2 separate regions of the Homo sapiens genome follow, and region 2 is linked to region 1. The links are chromatin contacts, found by Hi-C in ENCODE. All regions are on one chromosome and are shown on one strand. The core of a region is the stretch at or near the end of the contact, and the rest is flanking DNA. Distances in the headings are between cores, read along the strand shown. Region 1 overlaps PIK3R1 (phosphoinositide-3-kinase regulatory subunit 1). Region 2 holds the start of CENPH (centromere protein H).

The links. Hi-C counts contacts between places; a loop is a spot of excess contacts on that map. Pooled maps may share reads with other maps.
Region 2: a pooled map shows a loop between it and region 1 (4-fold over the local background). The contact joins the promoter of CENPH here to the enhancer-like site in region 1. A Hi-C loop is called at or near these places in 4 of 50 pooled maps.

The regions. Positions count from the first base shown.
Region 1 is chr5:68,277,857-68,281,934 of GRCh38, forward strand. It overlaps PIK3R1 (phosphoinositide-3-kinase regulatory subunit 1), which reads left to right. Exons shown (of 16, transcript NM_181523.3): 5 at 1,746-1,877; 6 at 2,672-2,873; 7 at 3,071-3,150. Among named protein-coding and RNA genes, the nearest start is that of PIK3R1, 64 kb to the left of the region's middle. Within about 2 kb of position 2,360, at least 3 of the 41 ENCODE cell types and tissues checked have a DNase peak (open chromatin) inside an H3K27ac peak, as active enhancers do.
Region 2 is chr5:69,187,922-69,191,999 of GRCh38, forward strand. CENPH (centromere protein H) reads left to right here and starts at 1,662. Exons shown (of 9, transcript NM_022909.4): 1 at 1,662-1,847; 2 at 3,874-3,929. The coding sequence starts at 1,714. It overlaps LOC112267932 (a long non-coding RNA gene), which reads right to left and starts at 1,556. Exons shown (of 2, transcript XR_002956215.2): 1 at 1,070-1,556. RefSeq lists enhancers at 1,274-1,513, 1,441-1,735 and a silencer at 1,594-1,713.

The sequences.
Region 1 (4,078 bases), core at 1,110-3,609:
AGCAGCACTCCCTTCCAATTTATTCTTAACACTGTCATTAGTAAAGCTGTTACAAACGTAGTATCTTGCCCATCAGCCCACCTTTGCTCCACTGAGTACACAAGTCCCCAGATTACTTTCCTCAAGTTATCCTTCGCATTGCTAGTGTACATCCTTCAGCAGCAGCCAAAGTCCTCTCCTTTTCTAGAGGCCCATGGTCACCCCTGCCCCCAGATCTTTGTTTCTAGCATCCCTTTCTTCTGCTGGGCATTGTGTCTTTTTCCAACCCAAGTACTTAGAGTGCCATGCGTAGTGAGTGCCTGGAGGGTGGTATTGATTAGTTTTACCCCCATTATTGGATTGCTTGACCTGTTTCCCAGCTGAGGGATTTACTGGACAGGTATGCTCATCTTATTTTCTGAGATTGTCTGATATCCACAGGTTAGATTAGTAATACTCAGACAGAATTAGGGAGAAACATTCTAAAAATGTTCAAATTATTTTCATGGATATTCTTGAGATTGGTTGCTAAAAGTCTGTAGTATCTTACTGTTGAATCCATCACTCTGTTGGTGACATTTACATGAATTCTGAGACATATCAACTCAAGTCTTAGGAAATCTGGGAATATGCATTTTTAAATTTTTCCTGTTGAGGTTTTAGGAAACATTTACTATATGACTAACCATTCCTAGTTAGAACCCTTTTCAGTCAGGGCAGAACCACCCTCAGAGGATGTTAGGAAATGTTTGGGTTCTGTATTCGTTTGCTCAGGCAGTTATAACAAGTTACCACAGACTGCGTGGCTTAAAACGCAGAAACTTGGCCAGGCACAGTGGCTCACACCTGTAATCCCAGCACTTTGGGAGGCTGAGGCGGGTGGATCACGAGGTCAGGAGTTTGAGACCAGCCTGACCAACATGATGAAACCCTGTCTCTACTAAAAATACAAAAATTAGCCAGGCGTGGTGGTACACACCTGTAATCCCACCTACTCAGGAGGCTGAGGCAGGAGAATCGCTTGAACCCGGGAGGTGAAGGTTGCAGTGAGCCGAGATCACACCAGAGATGCACTCCAGCCTTGGCTACAGAGTGAGACTCCATCTCAAAAAGCAGAAACTTACTTCTCGTGGTTCTGGAGGCTAGAAGTCCGAGAAAAAAGCATGTTTGGTTTCCCCTGAGGCTTCTGTCCTTGGCTTGTAGATGGTCACCTGCTCACTGCATCCTCACAGCGTTTCTCCTCTGTGCCTGTGCATCCCTAGTGTGTCTCTCTCTGTGTCCTCATTTCCCCTCCTAGAAGGATATCAGTTACATTGGATTAGAGTCCACTCTAATGGCCTCATTTTAACTTACATGCAGTCACTTTCTGAGGCATTAGGAGTTTGGGCTTAGAGGGGTGGGACAGAGGATGGGGTAGGTAACCACTGAAGATGCAGCCCAATTCAGCCCATAACAAAGGCATTATTTTTTGTTGCCCCAAAGTGTGGAGGTCTGCTACTGGCATCATGGGCAGGGGGTCAGGCATCCTAAGTGCTTGCAATATGTCAGAGAGACCTCCACAGGAAAAATTGTTCTACCCCAAATGCCCGGAGCAACCCCTACAAGAAGTACGGCTAACGAATACTTTGTGTCTTGTATTTATCCTCATATTGCTTCCTTATTTTTTTTTTTTTTTGTCACATGTGAGTCAAATTGTTCAGAAAATTAGCCCAACTGATGTATTCTATAAAATAAATGTCTGAAATATTTCTTAAATTGTTTCCTAGATACACCCTCCGTGGACTTGGAAATGATCGATGTGCACGTTTTGGCTGACGCTTTCAAACGCTATCTCCTGGACTTACCAAATCCTGTCATTCCAGCAGCCGTTTACAGTGAAATGATTTCTTTAGCTCCAGGTTTGTTTTTTCTCTTCTGGGAACCTCATTGAACATACATGGAGATGTAGAGGTGCTTGTATATGTCTTGCATATATAGAAATAGTGGTTAGAAAATAGTAGTAATAACCTGTCCCTCCCCCAACAATACCACCTCAAATTTCCTCCTCCACCCAAGCATCCAAGAGAAGACCCAGATTCTCATTTGCTTGGGAAGCCCGTCTGCATGTCAGAATCAGAAATGGCTCATTGTTAACCTATTGGTCTTAACAAAGTTTGTACGTCAATGAAGGACACGGTCTTCCAAGTACTAGTGTCAGATTCAAGGAACTGGGACTAGAATCCAGTGATGGGGGATGTTCTTGTCATCTTTCCTGAGTGGCCATAACAGAATGTGTTGAGGGAAGATGGCTCTCAGTTTTAGGAGATAAGGTTCAGTTAAGTGCTTTGGGGACAGGAAACTGGTTCGTAACCTTCAAAGTTAAAACCTGTGATACTTATCTGATGCTCCTCTGAGTTAGCCAATCACACTTGAAGCTGCTCAATACTGGGTAAGTTGCTGCCAGCACACCCTGAACAGCTTGTGGTTTCTTTACACACTGAGCTTTTTGCATTTCCATTTGACCTGAGATTTCTACTTTCTCATAATGCGTTTTCTAATGAGAAGGACAAATGTACTGTGTGCTTCTCCCAACAACTTTTTAAATGACTCCTATAGCTTGAAGAAAGAGCAGAACTTTTCTAGGTGTTTATTCACTGATACCTGGAAGTAGTCGCTTACTCATTTCTCTTTTTTTTTTTTTTTAAACTTGTAGAAGTACAAAGCTCCGAAGAATATATTCAGCTATTGAAGAAGCTTATTAGGTCGCCTAGCATACCTCATCAGTATTGGCTTACGCTTCAGTATTTGTTAAAACATTTCTTCAAGCTCTCTCAAACCTCCAGCAAAAATCTGTTGAATGCAAGAGTACTCTCTGAAATTTTCAGCCCTATGCTTTTCAGATTCTCAGCAGCCAGGTAAGTGAAAGGAGACAAACATGTATTTTGGGGTGATGAGGGTAGTCCTAAATGGATTGGTCATGAAAATGTATTCTGAATATACTACTCCAGAGATGCATGTGCAGATGCTATCACACACATTCACTTGAGTGTATATAAATGAAAATGAGTTTGCTTTTAGGGAAAAGGTTTCTAATAAACTCTCTTTCTTACAGCTCTGATAATACTGAAAACCTCATAAAAGTTATAGAAATTTTAATCTCAACTGAATGGAATGAACGACAGCCTGCACCAGGTAATGCTTTTTGAGCATTTAACATTCTCTCATTGTTCATTTTTTAGAGCCTTAAAAAATGATGGCTATAAACCTCCTTTGAAGTAACACAGCTTCTTATGGAATTACAGTTGGTAGTAATATGTTACCTTGTGATTTAAAGAAAAAATAGCTGAGTGGTAGTGTATATGTTAATTATTATCCGAGTTTCAACATTTGTGGATTTTAAATTATCTTGGTTTTAGGTGAGAGTTTGGAGAGTTCCCTGTACCCTTCAACATTTATGCTTCAGGTTGTTGAAGAGATTTATGGAGTTCATTTTAGTTGTTGACATTTTTGTTTTTCTTTCTAATACTTACAAAGTAGGGGATTTATAATTACTATATAATTTAAAGTATTTTAGAATGTGTTTTTTGGAAGTGGGTATGCTGAGAAATGCCTGTCAAAATAAACATTTTCAATAATGCAAGCAGTATGAAACCAGTGTTCCCTGCAGCAAGTTCGAGCAAGCCAGACACTTCTTTGAAAGCAGGCTGCTGTTCAGTTAGCCATTTAACAAAGCAGGAAATGTAGACCATGTTAGCAATGCATTTAATTTAAACTGATGTATTTTTCTTCTACCGTGGAAAGTCTAAACAACCTCATTTTGCTATATACCAGTTAAAAGTTAGCTAATCGACACTGGTCATTTAGAATAGTAATTAGGGTACTATACGTGTGAAGTTTCAGGACCAGTAAAAGGTGTTGCTTGTAGTCTTAATTTATGCCTGGAACTTAAAATGAAACTCCATGAATATATTTATTATAGGTAATATATGCAGATTACCATATTTATCTCTGTATGAGCAGGCATGGGGACTCAGTTTCATCTTCATGCAATGGAGAGTTAAGTTGTGCTTTTTCTTAATTGGGTATTGCACAGCCAGGCTTGGTTACTTGCATCTGGATG
Region 2 (4,078 bases), core at 412-2,911, 910 kb after region 1:
GTTTTAAGTAGAAACGAGGTCTCACTATGCTGCCCAGGCTGTTCTCCTGACTTCAAGCGATCCTTCCGCTTTGGCTTCCCAAAGTGCTGGGATTACAGGCGTGGGCCATCGCCACCAGTCCATTCTGTGTCTTTTGAACTGTTTTTTTGTTTGTTTGTTTGTTTTTCGAGAAGGAATCTTGCTCTGTTGCCCAGGCTGGCGTGCATCTCTGGTGTGATCTCGGCTCACTGCAACCTCTGCTTCCCGGGATCAAAGGATTCTCCTGCCTCGGCCTCCCCAGTAGCTGGGATTACAGGTGCCCACCACCACGCCTGGCTAATTTTGTATTTTTAGTAGAGACGAGGTTTCTCCATGTTGGTCAGGCTGGTCTCCAACTCCTGACCTCGAGATCCTCCCCCCTCGGCTTCCCAAAGTGCTGGGATTATAGGTGTGAGCCACAGCGCCCGGCTTTTTTTTTTTTTTTTGAGACGGAGTTTCACTCTGTCACCCAGGCTGAAGTGCAGTGGCGCGATCTCAGCTCACTGCAACCTCCGCCCCCCCGGGTTCAAACGATTCTCCTGCCTCAGCCTCCTGAGTAGCTGGGATTACAGGCGCCCGCCACCACACGCAGCTAACTTTTGTATTTTTAGTAGAGACGGGGTTTCACCATGTTGGCCAGGCTGGTCTTGAATTCCTGACTTCAGGTGATCCACCCGCCTCAGCCCCCAAAGTGCTGGGAGTACAGGGGTGAGCCACCACGCCCAGCGAATTTAACTTTTGTCAGGAGCCGTATTACATTGACAATGGAGAGGAAGAAAACAGCACAGTATGATCAAGTTTAACTAGTGGGTAATTAGCTGTAAAAGAACTCTCGACTCTTGTTCAAAGAGGTTCAAGCTGCTGTGCTTGTGCGGCAAGGACAGTGTCCAAATGAAAAACTACAAATCAGTCATCTGTCCTTCATTTTCTCCATTCCCCCCACTCACTACACAGCTAAGAAAGCTCAAAGGTACCCTGCAGACACTCAAAACTTGAGGGCACGCAACTCTCAGTTACGAGTGGTGGCAATCATAATGACAGAATGAAGTACCAGTGCAAGAAACTGGAAGCGTGTGGATGTCTCCAGGCTGGAAGTCTGGGTTCGAAATGTCTGCAATGCCTCGCACTTGTGGCCCGTCCCTGATCTTCAGAAGCCACTGGTTTCTCCGCCAAACAAAGGGTATGCACCTCATGGGCTCAGGTCAAAAAAGTCTTCTAAACAACCCTCTAATGTTTATCTTTCACAGCCTGCCGGGCACACCCATCTTCAAAGGCAGAGGACGGAAAAGTGCCAAGATGGATGGACATATGGCTGTCGCCGCACTCCCGTGTCCAAGCGCCAAGGCCGAATGACCACTTAGGTCAGGAGATTTTTCCCCTCCAGGCTGCTGTTCCCGGGAGATGTCCCAACGTCTCTAGTCCAGCCCCTAACTCAGCACTCTACACATCCGACGCTTAACGAAAGCTATTCCAACTTTTTACCAGCCGTCTGCAGTTATTTTCACCAGTAGAGCCCGGATGAAAGAGGAGCCCGTAGTAACCACGGCAACCGAAAAACAAGGCGGAAAGGGTGGGGCCCTGGGCGGAAGGGGCGGGGCCCTCGGGCCTTTTCCCGGCGTCCATTTAGTGGCGGGAAAAGCGACCTTTTCTGAGCGCGTTTGCCTGTTGAGTGGTAGCCTTTCCCCTCAACCAGCAATGGAGGAGCAGCCCCAGATGCAAGACGCCGACGAGCCCGCGGACTCCGGAGGGGAAGGCCGGGCAGGCGGGCCACCGCAGGTCGCCGGCGCCCAGGCGGCGTGCAGCGAGGACCGCATGACCCTGCTCCTCAGGTTGTTCCCTTTGGCCTCCTCAGCCGGGGCCAAGTGGGCGTTGTGGCCCGGAACTCCGCCCTTGCTCAGAAGGGCTAGGGTTCGAATTCACGCTCGGTCACGTCAGGTCTCCGTGATTGCCTCATTCACTTAAACTGTTGAAGCTCTTTCTTCATCAGCGAAAAGGAGAGAAAAATGACCCCCTGGAGAGAGGTTACAAGGGTTAAATGAGATAGTCTAGGAAAGTGTTGAGCACAGTGCCCCGGGCCCTTAGAAGCTGTAATTTCTCCTCCTGTTTCCCCGCCCTCCCCCTACCTCTCTGGTTTACAGACAAATTGAATGCCAGAGCTAAACTGGAAGGAAGGTGCCCCTACCATTTCTTTTAGAACTACGACCCTTTGTAACCCAGAAGCTTTATATGTTATAAATTCTACTAAGCGGACGGTGTTTATACTTTTCCACTAAGCGGTTGCTGGGGAAGATTCGATGAGAAGGGACATTCGTCTTCTAAACTAGTGAGCAGGAGAAGGTCCTGGGCCAAATCTGCCTAACTGCCTATTTTTGTGTGACCACTCAAGCTAAGAATAGTTTTTATGTTTAAGTGTTGCAGGGAAAAGATCATAAAAATATTTCATAACACGTGAACTCTATTAGAAATTCAAGTTTCAGTTTCCATAAACAGTTTTATTGGAGTACAACTTTCCTGCCACAAGGGTGGAATTGAGTAGCTAAAACAGAGACCGTGTGACTCACAAACCCTAAAAAATTTACTATCAGGTCCTTTACAGAAAAAAATTTGCGGTCCTCTGTTCTATATCATAACAGAGGTAGTTTTAAAAAAATCATTATTGGCTGAGCGCGGTGGCTCACGCCTGTAATCCCAACACTTTGGGATGCCGAGGCAGACGGATCACCTTAAGTCAGGAGTTCAAGACCAGCCTGGCCAACCATGGCCAACATGGTGAAACCCCGTCTCTACTAAAAATACAAAAATTAGCTGGGCGTGGTGGCGGGCGCCTGTAATCCCAGCTACTCAGGAGGCTGAGGCAAGAGAATTGATTGAACCCGGGAGGCAGAGGTTGCAGTGAGCAGAAGATTGTGCCATTGCACTCCAGCCTGGGCAATAGAGCAAGACTCTTGACTCAAAAAAAAAAAATTAATTACCATTTTTTTCTTTCTTAAATGTTTTGAAAAATGAAAAGATGTCTATTTCTTTTTTATTGTTTTTTCCTCCTCACCCTTGCTGTCATCTTAAATTACCATTTGCTCATAGTTTTTCTACTTATGTATGATTTTTGGATTTATAGAACAACTGAAAAACTATATGAATTAGTAATCCAAGGATTAGTATCTTTGTTATTTTTCTGTATCTCCTGATAAAAATCTGTGTTTGTAAATACAGTGGTTTGGGGTTTAATCATTTTGGTCTATTCTTTGTATAGCATCCTCAGTTCAGTCTGGCCTATTAAAAATAATCTTAAGCGGCCGGGTGCGGTGGCTCACGCCTGTAATCCCAGCACTTTGGGAGGCCGAGGCGGGTGGATCACGAGGTCAGGAGATCAAGACCATCCTGGCTAACACGGTGAAACCCCATCTCTACTAAAAATACAAAAAATTAGCCGGGCATGGTGGCAGGCGCCTGTAGTCCCAGCTGCTTGGGAGCCTGAGGCAGGAGAATGGCGTGAACCCGGGAGGCGGAGCTTGTGGTGAGCCGAGATTGCGCCACTGCACTCCAGCCTGGGCAAGAGTGCAAGACTCCGTCTCAAAAAAAGAAAAAAATCTTAAACACCAATTTTTTAACTTTTCCTGACAGATGCTGTTTTCCCAGTGTATTCCATTTTGTGTCTTCCTCTGAGGCCTTAAAGTTCTTTATACCCATTTTAAATAAAATGAGGCCAAATTAGAAGTTTGTAATTAGGAGTTTAATTATTTATATTTATTTTGTTGTATCAGCTTCCGAAAAAGAATGAGTTGGTTCGTCATGTGGTAATGAGTAAAACCTTAATCAATAAATATGTGACTTTATATTCTCTTTATCTGTTTTCAGGCTGAGAGCACAGACAAAACAACAACTCTTAGAATATAAATCAATGGTTGATGCAAGTAAGTATTTTCATTTTCAAATTAGGGTTTTGTTGTTTGTTTGTTTGTTTTTTTGAGACAGGGTCTTGCTATCACCCAGGCTGTAATGTAGTGGCGCAGTCTCTGGTTTACTGCAGCCTCAGCCTCCTGGGCTCCAGCAATCCTCCCAC